3 separate regions of the Mus musculus genome follow, and all the other regions are linked to region 1. Evidence: chromatin contacts called from ENCODE Hi-C or POLR2A ChIA-PET data. All regions are on one chromosome and are shown on one strand. The core of a region is the stretch at or near the end of the contact, and the rest is flanking DNA. Distances in the headings are between cores, read along the strand shown.

Region 1 (2,618 bases), core at 86-2,585:
GCCACCATTCCTTGACAACATCCTCTCTCAAAGTAAAAAGTATTATGCTCTCTATATAAAAAACAGCTGATATTGGATTCCTGTATAAAGCAGTTTATTATAATCCTTAACAGAAAATAAATGCAAGTGGACCCACACAAGCTAAATCCCGTTTTCTTTGTAGATAACATCCTGAATCAGCTTAAATGTCTTTGTCAAAGAGGTCATATTTCACAGCTCAGAGCCAACTCATCTAATCTTAGAATAAAAGTATCAGGTAGCCGAGAATTTCTGTAACACAACTATTTCCCACTTAAATCCTATTTAAAAAAAAATAGCACAGAATAGCCGAGAATTTCTGTAACACAACTATTTCCCACTTAAATCCTATTTTAAAAAAATAGCACAGAAACTGAACAGCAATCCAGTCCAGTCTTCTGCCTAAGTATAAGGAGATCATTTCATTTTACGCTCGGGACAAAGTGTGCTAACTGAAAAATTTGCAAATGCAGTTTTCTTACCCTCAAACACCATTTTAGAGAGCTGTCCAACACCAGGGTGCACGCTGGTTCTCTACAGCTAGTTCTAAAAGAGCTCGTACAAAGAGGTCGTATTTCTACGTTCTCCCATCTTAGGAGATGCTAGAGACGTTCTTAGTATTACCTGCAGCGTTCAGACCTATTCTGCCCTAGAAAAATGAGATTCCACACGCTGGGCCAAGAGGGAGAGACTGGCAAAAAAACCGACCAGGTGGTGCCGAAGTTCCAACGTGCAGTTATTGGAAGCTCCCCCCGCCCCTCTAAATGTCCGTGACACTAGTAACCGAATAGAAAACAGCTTTGTCCTTTTCAGCTGTGACGCCCTCCTGCGAGGGGCCCCAAGGTCACCCACGTACCCCGACAGCCGTTCCCTGGGGCGACTTCCTCCAGCCGCCACCACGTGCTCCCGGCGGAACAAGCCTGCGCCTCAGCGTGGTGACTCTCGAACCCGCGGCCTAGCACTGGCCTGCGAAGGCCCGGAGGACCCGAGGGGCGCAGGGTACAGCGGCTCCCCACACCCACCGCGCTGCACCTGCAACCCGCGCTCCTCAGCCCCGGACTCCGCGACACCCCTCCGCCTCCCCGCCCGCACCACCCAGGCCCTGGCGTCTCGCTCTGGTCCGCCCGCCACGCGAGGACCACGATGGGCCGTGCCGCTGACAAGGGAGTCACTCACTAGGAAGCGCCTCTACAGTCCGCAATGCAGCAGCCCGCGCTCCGCACGCCTTCTGAAGGCAGCGCTGCCTCCCACCCAAAGCTTATAGCTCGGCCCCACCCCCCGGCCGGCCCTCTGGATCTACGTCACTTCCTTCCGCACGTACACCTACCGAGGTGCTCCCCCAAGACCGCTGGAGGCGAACTGCGCGCGCAGCCAGTGCGTGCGCGGAGTAGCCTAGAAAAGGCGCCAAGGCGGCAGGTGTCGGGAGAGCGCGTGCGATTGGCTGCGGCTCGCTTTCTCCACCGCACCCCTCCCCCGCCGTGTCTTTGGAGTTGGCCTGTCGCCCTCCGCCTAACCTTGACCGACACCCAACCCTGCGGTGCAAGTTCGAAAGTATCAGCCTTTACTCTTTAAAATATTCCTACTTGCAGGCTTAGGTCTCCGCCAAAACCATATCCTAAAGACGAGTTTTTGCAGCTCAGAGATGCTTTAAAGGAAAAACTTTAAAGCAAAACTGCAAATCTTTTTTTTTTTTTTTTTTAGATTTTAACAAGCAGCGCTTAAGCCAAGCAAAGAGCTACCAGTGCTCACTATGTTCAGCCTATGGAAGGGAAATAGGAACCAATGATTTACTAGGGTGATAAAGTTGTAGATTAACTTGCATGTTTATCGCCATTATTGCTTTTAGAGGGTTGTTGCAATGCATAGCAAATAAAAGGAGTTCTGTTAAAACTGCAAACGTTCACACTCTTTTCTTCCTATCTGTACTTTACTGCCCAGCCTGTGGTAAATTTACAAATAACAAAGAGAGTGGTATCTTAAACCACAACAGGACTACAGATAGCGCGCTCCCAGATGGAGCCCTTAGGGACCCTGGGAATGTCTTTTAAAGTACTAATCTACTTCCCAGCCACGAATTTGACCTTTGGCTTATCTGCTCTAAAATTCAACGCGTATTTGGGATTTACTAACTGCTGGTCCCTTTAGACCCTTCTTTGTCCAAATTGTACTACTCCAGAAAATATATATAAAGCCAGAGCACACAGCCATTGAGAGATCTCTGAAATTCAGACCATAAGCAGGTCTTGGTGGCACAGGCCTTAATTCCAGTGAAAGGCAGAGCAGGCATATCTCTTGAGTTCAGGCCAGCCTGGTCTACATAGAGAGTTCCAGAACAACCAGGGCTACAAAAAGAAACCCTGTCTAAAAACAATAAAACAAAAAACAAAAAAGGAAGAGGAAGAGGAAGAAGAGGGGGTAAGGAAGAGGAGGAGGGAGAGGGGGATGGGAGAGAAGAGGAAGAGGAAGGGGAAGAGGAAGAGGAAGAAGAAAAAAAAAAGAAGAAATAATGATTCCGGCTATAGACTGAGTCCCTGTAAGAGAAGCACAGAAGCACACAGCAGTGTTTGGTACCCCCATAGCTCAGAATTTGGAGCAGAAAG
Region 2 (2,618 bases), core at 77-2,576, 490 kb after region 1:
GTTGGGGGGAGATAATATGTGGAAACCTTGAAAAGAAAACCACGAAATAAATGGTTAATTTTCTTTCTTCCCCGGTGCTTCCTGTCCATCAGTGTCCACTACACCCAGGAGGAAGTGTCAGAAGCCGTCCACCTACTCACAGGAATTGCAGTTCCTCTGTTTTATTTTTTATTTTTGATGCTTTAGTGAACTTGAAATGTGGAACATATCCATGTCTTCCTGTCATTAGGGGATATGATCAAAGTCCAAGCCTTGGGAGAGGTACGGAATCCAGCCAACAGCAATTTATATGAGCGGGCCTACGGGGGCATGGGCAAGTGAAGGGACAGGAAAAGAATTCAAGATTGAACAAAGCTGTAAATTGATTATTTGGGTTTAATTAAGGGGAAAAGCAGTTGGGTTTTGGAAGTTCCTCCAACCATGTTAGGTGGAAAGGAGCTTGAAGAATTAGGCTCAGGGGAAGGGCATTACAACTCCAACCCCGTTGGCAGGGCATTTCTCTTCTTTTAAAAGCCCAGTATTGGACTTGTATATGGGAATGGGAGAGGGAGGTAAATGAGGGAGGGACAGAAGTAACACAAAGAGTCTGGAGATGGGATTTAGGTAAACCGAAAGAGCGGGAGCCAAGTCTTCGCATTTAAATGGTGAAGCCCTACTCTAGCACAGTCCCTCTGCAGCTGGCTGCAGTCCTGGGACTTGCGTGTATGGTAGGTGATGGGAAGGGTTTAGAATCTGCTGTCAGTCTGCAAGTTGCTTTCGCAGTTAGCCCTGGATCCCATCCCGAAGGTTCTGGCTCCCCCCCCCCCCTTTTTTTGCTAGGGTATCCAGGTCGTATGTGATGGTTAGTCTTTGTTTTCAAGACAGGGTTTCTCTGTGTATCCCTGGCTGCCCTGGGATTCACTCTGTACACTAGGCTGACCTCGAACTCATTGAGACCTGCCTGCCTCATCTTTCCGAGTGCTGGGATTAAAGGCGTGTGCCACCACCGCTATGTATGATGGTTAGTTTTATTCGTCAATTTGACCCAATCTAGAATCGCCTAGGAAGGGAGTCTGAAGGCGGAGCTGCCTACATTAAGTTGGCCCTCAAGCATGTCTGAGGAATTTTCTTTTCTTTTTTCATTCTTTCTTTCTTTCTTTTTTTTTTTTTTTGTTTTGTTTTTGTTTTTTTTTTTTCGAGACAGGGTTTCTCTGTGTAGCCCTGGCTGTCCTGGAACTCACTTTGTAGATCAGGCTGGCCTCGAACTCAGAAATCTCAATAGAGGTGGAAAGACTCCCTTCCAATGTGGGCGGCACAGTTTCCTGGGCTGGGCGCCAGACAGTAAAGACTGGGCTGAGACGCGTACGTGGGTACACTTGTTCTGGTTGTCATGTGACCAGCTCTTGGAAGCCTCTGCCACCGGAACCTCCAGGGACTGTAGTGTAGTCTGAGGTTGTGAGCTAGAATAAACGAACCCCTTAGTTGTTTTTGTAAGGACACCTCATGGAAGGAATAGAGAGGAATCTAATCCAGTATGCCACAGCGCAGATGCTCCACCATTGATTTCGCGATGTCTTCCTGGCGGCCACGTGGGTTGTTTCCAGGGGCCCCCAGCCGTCCGAGTCCGCTTCTCACTCCTTTTCAGCTCAGGATCGTCTCGCTGGAGGAACGCAGTGCTTCCCCATTTTAGAATTGGAGCTCACTTCCTATTGAGCAAAGCTTCCTCCTGGTTTCAGTTCTTGCCGCGCCTTGCAGGAGAGAGCAATTTTTTCCACAGAAAGAAGAAGTAGATTAATCTGCCCCAGTCCTAAGTAAACACACCCATTTCCCGGATGGCCGCACTCTGCCTCACCCAGTAGTACTCAGGCCTAAGTGCTGCTTGGTTGTACTAATGCTTCTGGCAGCAGACAGGCCCCTCCCATGGAATCATTTACCACTGCATTACTGGCCCAGTGTATCCTCCAGTTTTCTGGGGTTACATGATTCTTGGTATCAACACTGCTCATTCCTCTGCATTCTAAATAGATAAATTTACCTTTGAGAATAAACCGGAACCTAGTCAGGGTTTCTCTGTGCAGCCCTGGCTGTCCTAGAATTCATTCTGTAGACGGCACTGCCTCCCAAGAGCTAGAATTAAAGGCGTGCACCACCACCTCCTGGCTCAACCCGGTCTCCATCTTAAAGTGTCTCGGTTGCTTTAGCCTACATCAGTCCTTCCTTCTGTGGAATCTCTAGTGACAATGCCTTCTACATGCTTAGTGCCTGCATAAAGGTGAACCTGGGAGCCACGATGTCCAAGGGTTGTGACTGTGGGACGGTTTGAATGGAAGGTTGGATCTGATAGAATTACGTTATTATGAGTGTTTCAGAGAGCCACAGTGGGATTGTGGTGGAGTTAACAGAATGATGGATTGTGGGTTTCCAAAACTGAAGAACAAAAGCCTAGCACAGTGGTTGGGGTGTGTGTGTGTGTGTGTGTGTGTGTGTGTGTGTGGTGGTGGGGGGCAGAGGGTGTGGTGCGGGGGGAGGGGGGAAGGACTGTTAGCAGAGTCTCAGTCCTACCCCTTGGCTCATGAATCCGAATCCCTGAGACAGGGATCTATCTGTGCTGTGATGACGAGTCTGACCATCCTCAAGAT
Region 3 (2,618 bases), core at 52-2,551, 360 kb after region 1:
ATCTCAGGCAAGGTTTACTACATAAAAATTGCATGACACTGGACTTGATGCCTGAGTCTGTGAGCCCTATTATTATAATAATCACTTCATAGAGCTGCGTTGAGAATTATATATAAAAAAAAGTCAGATTAAAAGATCTCATCTATGCCTGGCTCACACTGTAGTTCTTTTACTTTATTTTATGTGTATAGCATGTATGTGTGTACAGCTCAGTCATTCCCGAAGCCAGAAGAGGGTTTGGCTCCCCTTGAACTTAAGCTACAACTCAGGTTAAGCCTTGAGCACCCATATGGGTGCTAGGAACGAACCTAGGTCCTCTACAAGAGCAGAAAGTGCTCTTAACTGCTCAGCCATCACTCCAGTCTCTATTATTCTTTTTCTAAATGCTCTTTAAAATAGCATAACTAAATAATGCTAGGTTCTTTTCCTCCCAGGAAATCATCTTTATGTTTCCACCTTACCTCATTCTAGGGATTAACAAATTACCAAACAAAACAAAACAAAAAAACCCAACAACAACACGTTTTTCTTAATCTTTTTACTACTACTTTTTACTGAACACACTATATTTTGTCCAAAAAGATTGTGACACTTAGTATTCAAATGACACTTTGAGATTACCTACACTTGTTTATTTAATCTCAAATATAATAAAACCTGCGTATTTACGAGGGTTGCTCAGGTTTAGCCACCTTACTTTGAGAATGGGTTCTGGTGAGTCCCCTACGGCGCTAGCCAGGAAAAGAAGATGTCAATTTCTCAAGGTAAAAAAAAATAAAATATAATAAAATGGATCTAACCTGACCACGACAAGAGGTCCTCAACTGCGCAAAGGGAAAGGAAATTGATCCAAGCGACCTGAAGGTGAAGGATCTAAGAATTGGCTAGCAAAAAAGGGAAGTGTCGTGAACAAAGTTAGAGAGGGAGCAGAAACCAAGTGAGACGGGAAACTCCGTAGGAAGAGAGGCCAAGGAGAGCCGAGTCAAGGCCATTAGAGGAAAAACAGAAAAAAAGCACTTGCGAACAGATCCGAACCCCGCTGGCCAACAGCCTCATACCTGGGCTTCCCGTTCCCGGTGGCGCCGAGCGATGACCTCACACGCAGCATCCAATCCCATCAAGCTTTAGGGAGCGAGGCGCCTCTGCCGAACAGTCACTTCCGGGCAGAGAGGCGCGGCGGGCGAGCTGGGCGTGCGCCCTTGCTTCTTGCCCTCAACTCGCATGGCGGATCCCGGGGCGCGTCGCGGGCAGGCCGGGCGAGGCGGGCGGTTCCGGCGCCCGCGCTGAGCGGCTCCGAGGGGCGGGAACCCGAGCGGCTCGCGCCATCTGCCCTCAGTGAGGCGGGGCGCGCAGCGGACGCCCCGGGGCAGGGGCGGGAGCGGTGGAGGCGCGAGCGGCTGGCGCTGAAAGGGGCGGTGAGCGAGCCGCTCGCGGCTGTAGGCGAGGCTTGGCCTCCCGCGCCGAGACGGGGCGAAGCGGCGGCGGCGGCGGCCCTCGGGCCGGCTGGTGAGGCGATGGCGGCGCCGGGCCCGGGGGCTGGGGCAGCCTCGGGCGGCGCTAGTGGTGGCGGCGCCGGTGCCGGCGGCGGCGCCAGCGCGGGCTCGGGGTCCTCCGGGGTCGGCGGCCGGTTGCCCAGCCGGGTGCTGGAGTTGGTGTTCTCCTACCTGGAGCTGTCCGAGCTGCGGAGCTGCGCCCTGGTTTGCAAGCACTGGTACCGCTGCCTCCACGGCGACGAGAACAGCGAGGTGTGGCGGAGCCTGTGCGCCCGCAGCCTAGCAGAAGAGGCTCTGCGCACGGACATCCTCTGCAACCTGCCCAGCTACAAGGCCAAGGTGAGGGAATCCCGGGGCCACGTCGAAGCTCGGCTCCTCTCCCGCCCGCCGCTCTCGGGGTTTATCTTCAAAGCTTGAGTCAGAGGTTTCACCTCAGCATCCCGCCTTCCCACGGCTTCAGCCAGTCAGGACCACTCTCACCCCTCCTCTCCATAACGATCTTTTCTTTGGATTGAAGTTCTGCTTCGTAATCCACCTCACTTTTTAAAATACTAGGTGGTTTCCCATCATTCATTTTCAGCAGTCTTTCTACTTTCGACAGTCTTTGCTCTTAAAGACAGATCACCAGCCGATACTCATGAGCATGTATTTTTTCTGGCCTCCAAGTAGACTTAAGGCATTAGTTCGTCGATGTCGCTTTAAAATAGGTCTAGTTGCTGGGATCTTTTGCGTTCACTACCCCTTTTCCTAGCTCTGATTAACAAGAACATTATTTTCACCCACGTTCTCTTAGGGCCACAATATTTCACGATTCCAAGTGATGATAAGACTAGGCATCCTGCTAATTAACTTGTAAGAAAGAGACTTTACTATTACTTCCTCTCATTGGCACCATATAACTCATCACACTGCCTTGTCCTGCTGTGATTGATAACTTTTTCATAGTTCTACTCAGGTGATGGCTCTTCTGGCATCTAATATGTTGATTCCTGTTTTGCTGGTTTTGTTGTTGTTGTTGTTCTCGCTTCTTGTGCTTTCATAACAAAATTAAAATGCTAACAAACAGGTCATGGCAAGACCAAGTATTCTCCAGCCCAAACAAACAAACAAAAGGCCTTGGGTTAA

The links. A loop is a pair of places that touch in the nucleus more often than their neighbours do. ChIA-PET counts read pairs that join two places held with the same protein, here RNA polymerase II (POLR2A).
Region 2: a map of T-helper 17 cell shows a loop between it and region 1 (4-fold over the local background). The contact joins the enhancer-like site here to the promoter of Tfrc in region 1. A Hi-C loop is called at or near these places in 1 of 37 maps with a recorded cell type or tissue (T-helper 17 cell). POLR2A ChIA-PET finds 5 or more read pairs at or near these places in 1 of 5 experiments (Patski).
Region 3: POLR2A ChIA-PET joins it to region 1 with 12 read pairs in Patski. The contact joins the promoter of Fbxo45 here to the promoter of Tfrc in region 1. POLR2A ChIA-PET finds 5 or more read pairs at or near these places in 3 of 5 experiments (Patski and embryonic stem cell).

The regions. Positions count from the first base shown.
Region 1 is chr16:32,607,613-32,610,230 of GRCm38, reverse strand. It overlaps Tfrc (transferrin receptor), which reads right to left and starts at 1,335. Exons shown (of 19, transcript NM_011638.4): 1 at 1,195-1,335.
Region 2 is chr16:32,112,819-32,115,436 of GRCm38, reverse strand. No RefSeq gene overlaps it. Among named protein-coding and RNA genes, the nearest start is that of Cep19, 14 kb to the right of the region's middle. Within about 2 kb of position 1,326, at least 1 of the 3 ENCODE cell types and tissues checked has a DNase peak (open chromatin) inside an H3K27ac peak, as active enhancers do.
Region 3 is chr16:32,245,708-32,248,325 of GRCm38, reverse strand. It overlaps Fbxo45 (F-box protein 45), which reads left to right and starts at 1,301. Exons shown (of 3, transcript NM_173439.2): 1 at 1,301-1,832. The coding sequence starts at 1,515. Wdr53 (WD repeat domain 53) reads right to left here and starts at 1,099. Exons shown (of 3, transcript NM_001185162.1): 1 at 1,059-1,099.